Regions from separate parts of the Homo sapiens genome. Here region 2 is linked to region 1. The links are chromatin loops, found by intact Hi-C in ENCODE. Cell type or tissue: CD4-positive, alpha-beta T cell. All regions are shown on one strand.

What was found. Peaks named below come from ENCODE experiments on the same cell type or tissue, not always from the same donor. Only the 100,000 strongest peaks of a DNase experiment are listed, where the experiment ranks them.
Region 2: it touches region 1 in a loop (4-fold over the local background); 5 of 110 quality-filtered maps call a loop at or near these places.

What each region holds. Positions count from the first base shown.
Region 1 is chr3:38,130,199-38,132,698 of GRCh38, forward strand. It overlaps ACAA1 (acetyl-CoA acyltransferase 1), which reads right to left. Exons shown (of 12, transcript NM_001607.4): 4 at 1,728-1,807; 5 at 1,398-1,440. Among named protein-coding and RNA genes, the nearest start is that of ACAA1, 5.7 kb to the right of the region's middle. In CD4-positive, alpha-beta T cell, a CTCF peak has its summit at 1,559; a DNase peak (open chromatin) is centred at 1,583.
Region 2 is chr3:39,404,954-39,407,453 of GRCh38, forward strand. RPSA (ribosomal protein SA) reads left to right here and starts at 1,767. Exons shown (of 7, transcript NM_002295.6): 1 at 1,767-1,811. RefSeq lists enhancers at 1,488-2,279, 1,661-1,800 and a silencer at 1,971-2,150. In CD4-positive, alpha-beta T cell, CTCF peaks have their summits at 1,524 and 1,975 (motif pointing left); DNase peaks (open chromatin) are centred at 1,638 and 2,038; H3K4me3 peaks cover 1,439 bases; H3K27ac peaks cover 1,453 bases.

The DNA.
Region 1 (2,500 bases):
ACCTCAAGGGATGATAACAGATAACCTTGACTGAGTGCTTTTCACGTGCCCAGCACTATTCTGAATTCTTTTGAGATATTAGAGTGCTTCAGTGTCAGTCACATGACAGACAAATACTCCACAGTGTAAACTGTTGCTATTACTCCATTTATTCTTCTCAACTTCAACAGAGCTGAGCTAGGTATCCCCATTTTATAGATCAGGAGACTGAGGTCTAGAGAGACTGTATAACTTATCCATGGTGACCCAGCCTGGATCCACATTTAGGTAGTCTGGTCCCAGAGCCCACTTCCAACTAGAGTGCCCTGTGTTAAATACTTGCTGATCAAAGTCTATGGAGAACAGTCAGCCTGTGATGTGGGTGTCAGGCCTGGCCCAGATCTTAATATCCTAGTACCATCATCCTTAACCTGCTTGGGAATCAGATACTCTCTAAGAAACTCATAAAAGCTCCAGCCCTTCTCAAGTTATCCATGCCACCTCTCACCCAGTAAGATAGAAGAGCATGAGAGAAATCAAACGGCAGTGGCCTTTGCCCAGCCAAAGTCCTTGCAGAGTGGTCTTTGGCTTTATTTACAACTGTAGACATAGGTCATTACAACTCAGTGACAGCTGCCACAGCCCTGGGACAGGGGCCAGCAATGCGTCCTCTCAAGAAATACCCTAAAGAGGATGTGAAAGGCAGCGGAGGCATGTCAGAACCCTGGGGCTGCTCACCTCCCCCAGCCTGCCAAAGACCTTACTCCCCTGCCCTCCCAGCACCAGATGCCCACCCAAGCCTGGGCACCTGTGCCCTGACCTTCCCTGGAGGCACTGCCAAATACAACTTCTGCAGCTCCATTTGCTGCAGCCAATGATGGAGCCACAGTCTAGGTGAAGGTGACAGTGACCAAACCACCACAGATCTAATTATGTCCCTCATAGCCCATAAGCAGCTGGAAGTTTCCACACTGGTTCCAAGGTGGGGAGACAAAGGGACAGACAGCCTAGTAAAATGAACAAACTAGTTATACAGTAGGCGCTGTCCCTGGCTTTAGGGAACCCAAACTGCAACTTCTCTCTCAGCAGCATCATGAATCAACAAGGGCCCCCAAAGGAAACCCAAATGCTGGATTTTCTCAAAATGTTTTCCCACCTTTTCCAGCCTGAAAGATTTCCAAGAAAGTAAGCTTTTAGAGGCCAATTCCCCTCCCCTGCTAGTGCTGAGAGGTGTGAGTGATTCCTGAGCAGCCAGAGTTGGTAGCCACTCTTAACCTGCATTTGTGAGAACCCACTCGTGGCCAGCTGCCTAAAGGGGATGGGGGGAATCCTGAAATCATGGCCTCTGAGAACTCAGATGAAAATTAGTTTTATTGTCACAAGTTGGTTAATAAGCTCCGGCAGAAAAAAATTCTTACCCACAGGCCATGCCAATGTCATAAGACCCATTTCTGATGCCACCTGTAACAAAAGCATTTCATAAACATCCTTTGCCAGAGTCCACCTGTTCTGGAAGCAGTGGAGCCTCTTCCCCACCTGGTCTCTAGATGGGACTCAGCCCCAGCCTCAGAAATGGAAGACCCAGGAGTGTTCAGAAAAGGCTTTGGGCAGTGGTAGGGGGCGCTCCTGCACTCTTTCTGTGGTTAGAGTCCTCAGAAATGGTAATTATTGCTTGCCCGGCAGACAGCGACTTTGCTGACCCAAACCCACAGGTCCAGGACCAAGGCACCCACCCAGTCATAACTTACCTGCTATGCTGGCCACTGCCTGTAGCCCCGACGAACACTGTCTATTGACAGTGGACAAAGGCACAGTCTCCGGGATGTCACTGAAACAGAAGGTGAGAAAGTAGAATCAGCCCCCAATTCCATGCCAGGCTCTCATGGAAAGCAGTCCTATGCTTCTAACTGCCCCCCTCAAGGGATGTAAAGGGCAGGGGAACAAACCCAGCAGCTCTGCTCCCATGCCAGGCCAGATCCATGGAATGGGGGTGAGCAGCTACTGGGCAGACCCCATCTCTGCAGGCACTTGCTCCCCAGGGCCCCACAAGCACATTCCCTTCTACTCCTATGAGAATCTTCAATCAAAGACCAAGCACAGCCCAAAGGCAAGGGAAGCCTGTTTGGGCCACAGGGATCCTTCTCTCTCTCTCCCTTTGAAGATTCAGAAATGAAAACTGTGTATCTCTGTTTCCCCCAAAAAACAGAGAAAAGGAACTGCTGCTGGGACAGAGCACCAGAGCAAAAGAAATGCCTAAAGTCTGAGGCCAGGGACCACTCGGCCTTACCAGTAATCATATAGCTAACCCTGCATGTTCCCATGGACTCTTGAAAGCCTGATCCCACCTAGACGAAGCACTCTGATGGGCATCATATATTCTAACATCCATTGCTCTGGTAGGTTCCCCAAGACTCTCATACTGGTCTTAGCCCTGGAAGCTAGTAGGGCTTCCCCTCCTGATGTAACCTGCCTTGGCCAACAGTACAAAGCCCTAGGGAAATTTCCAGACCTCCTCAGACCC
Region 2 (2,500 bases), 1.3 Mb after region 1:
AGAGCTGCACTCACTACTCAGCAATCCCAATCCACACGTGAAGGGTTAAGCAGGAGTACATTTGGGTGCAGGGGGCAGGGCATTGTTTTGGGACTCAGGGGCCTCTGAGGAGGCTTGTGGCCTGAGTTTCTGCCAACAAACTGAATGCCTCCTCTTCCCATAACAAAGCGTAGAAGCGGGAGGCATTTGCATTTGCCGCAAGGGGCTGTGACTTCTCTGAATTTGTCCCTCAAGCCCCAGGTGCTTCAGCCTTGGTGGGTGATGAAGCAGAGCAGCCTGGGGGTGACCTGTGCTAGGGTCCAAGGGTTTCCAAGCTCCTCAGAAAATCATACTGGCTTCAGTGGAGCTGCAGAGCCACTTGCAGGAGAACCTGGATGTGCTGTCCTTTGGAAGAGTGGCCATAAGGGTCTACGAGTTCATTTTAGGGTGGGCTCAGAAATCAGATTGACTCAGCAGGCCCCAGAGAGGAACCTGCACTTTTTTTTTTTTTGACGGAGTCTTACTCTGTCGCCCAGGCTGGAGTGCAAGTGGCGCAATCTCCACTCACTACAACCTCTGCCTCCTGGGTTCAAGCAATTCTCCCGCCTCAGCCTCCCCAGTAGCTGGGATTACAGGCATGCCTGGCTAATTTTTGAATTTTTAGTAGATACCGGGTTTCGCCATGTTGGCCAGGCTGGTCTCTTGAACTCCTGGCCTCAAGGGATCCGCCCGCGTCAGCCTCCGAAAGTGCTGGGATTACAGCCACCGCGCCCCTTCAATTAACTCCTATTTTTTTGTTTGTTTTTTGGAGACAGAATTTCGCTCTATTGCCCAGGCTGGAGTGCAGCGGTGCAATCACATTCACTGCAGACTTGACCTCTAGGCTCAAGCTATCCTCCTGCCTCAGCCTCCTGAGTAGCTGAGACTACAGGGACGCACCATCATGATTGGTTAATTTTTGTATTTTTTGTGGAGATGGGGGTCTCCCCATGTTTCCCAGGCTAGTCTTGAACTTCTGAGCTCAGGCAATCCACCCACCTCGGCCTCCCAAAGTGCTGGGATTACAGGCACAAGCCACCGCGCCCGGCAAACTTATCTCCTACTGATGGATATTGCAAAATTTTTCTTCTACCAAAAAAAAAAAAAAAAAAAAGATAGATATAATCCATACCATCTGTTCAATCTTGTCCTTTTTAACTTTTTCAGGGAAACTTCCCCCAGGTGATAGATGGATAGATACATGAGATAGACATAACGCATACGATCAGTTCAATCTTATCTTTTTTAACTTTTTCAGAGAAAACTTCCCTTAAGTGAACATTTAAATCTGAATTACGTCCTGTTAAACTGTTCTCCAGGAAAATAAAATAAAATAAATCTTCAAGTTTTTGTTTACCTAACAATTTGTTGTGTCGAACAAACCTTCCTACTTTTCAGGTAACAAAATGGCAGCTTAGGCTAGAAAGCCGCTCATATTCGCAGGTACAAGGGCTGGGTAAGAACGCCCCGCCTGGCTGACTAACTTGAGTTCCGCGCTCTGGACAGGAATTATGCACAGGGCGTCGCTGTGGCACTAGAAACCCCAAAGTCACAAGCGCCCCAGATCCGACCAGGATGCCGCTACCGGCTACAGCCCAGAGGCCCGCTCCTGCGGCGCAAGCCCGCCTTCCTGAAGAAAAAGCCCAGTCCCGGCAGCGTTCTTCTCCGGCTCCGCCCTTCTTCCGCTCGACTTTCTTTGCCATTGGCTGACAACGGAGTACATAAGGACGTCATTTCCTGCCGCCTGTCTTTTCCGTGCTACCTGCAGAGGGGTCCATACGGCGTTGTTCTGGGTGAGTTCCGTGTAGCGTCCCTGGCGCCTTCCAGGGCTAGAAAAATGAGCTTTTCCTGCTCAAATGAAGGGTGAGAAGACTAGTGATGAAAGCCGGTCAGACTGGATCTGTCTCCCGCCCGGCGCGCCCCACCTTAGGCCTGCGGCCCGCACGTGGCCAGGCTCGGGCTGGCGGGTTCCCAGAGTGCCCCGGGAGCGGGTGGAGGCCGCCCTCCAGCGGAGGCTCCGAGCTGGGGTTCGGACCAGGCCGCGGGTGGGCGGGAGTGCAGAAAGCGGGCTAACATCCTGTGTTGCTATCCCTTCGGAGTCCCACACGGCGGTGAGTCTAGGCCCAGGCGCTGATTTACACCAGCTACTTGGGCTGGTCGGGTTTTCCCTTCGCGCCGTGCGGGTCAGGAGTTAAGGTTCTCGGGTTTTTAGACAAACAAGTGGTGACAGCACAGCGAAGTAATTCCAAAGCATCCGCCTACAATCTGCTTGAAAATGTCTGAAAACAATTCATGCCTTTTTTGCCTTTAGTTTGCATATTCCAAACATGGCTGCTCTTTTGTATCTAGTTGTTAACTTGGCGCATCCACAACTTTTCCTTAATTCCTATCTTGAGAAGTGTTGAATTTCCATTCGCTAATTTCGTGTAGTTTTATTACTCGGTTACTCTGCCGTCCACACTATTTCCTCAGTAAGATGTGC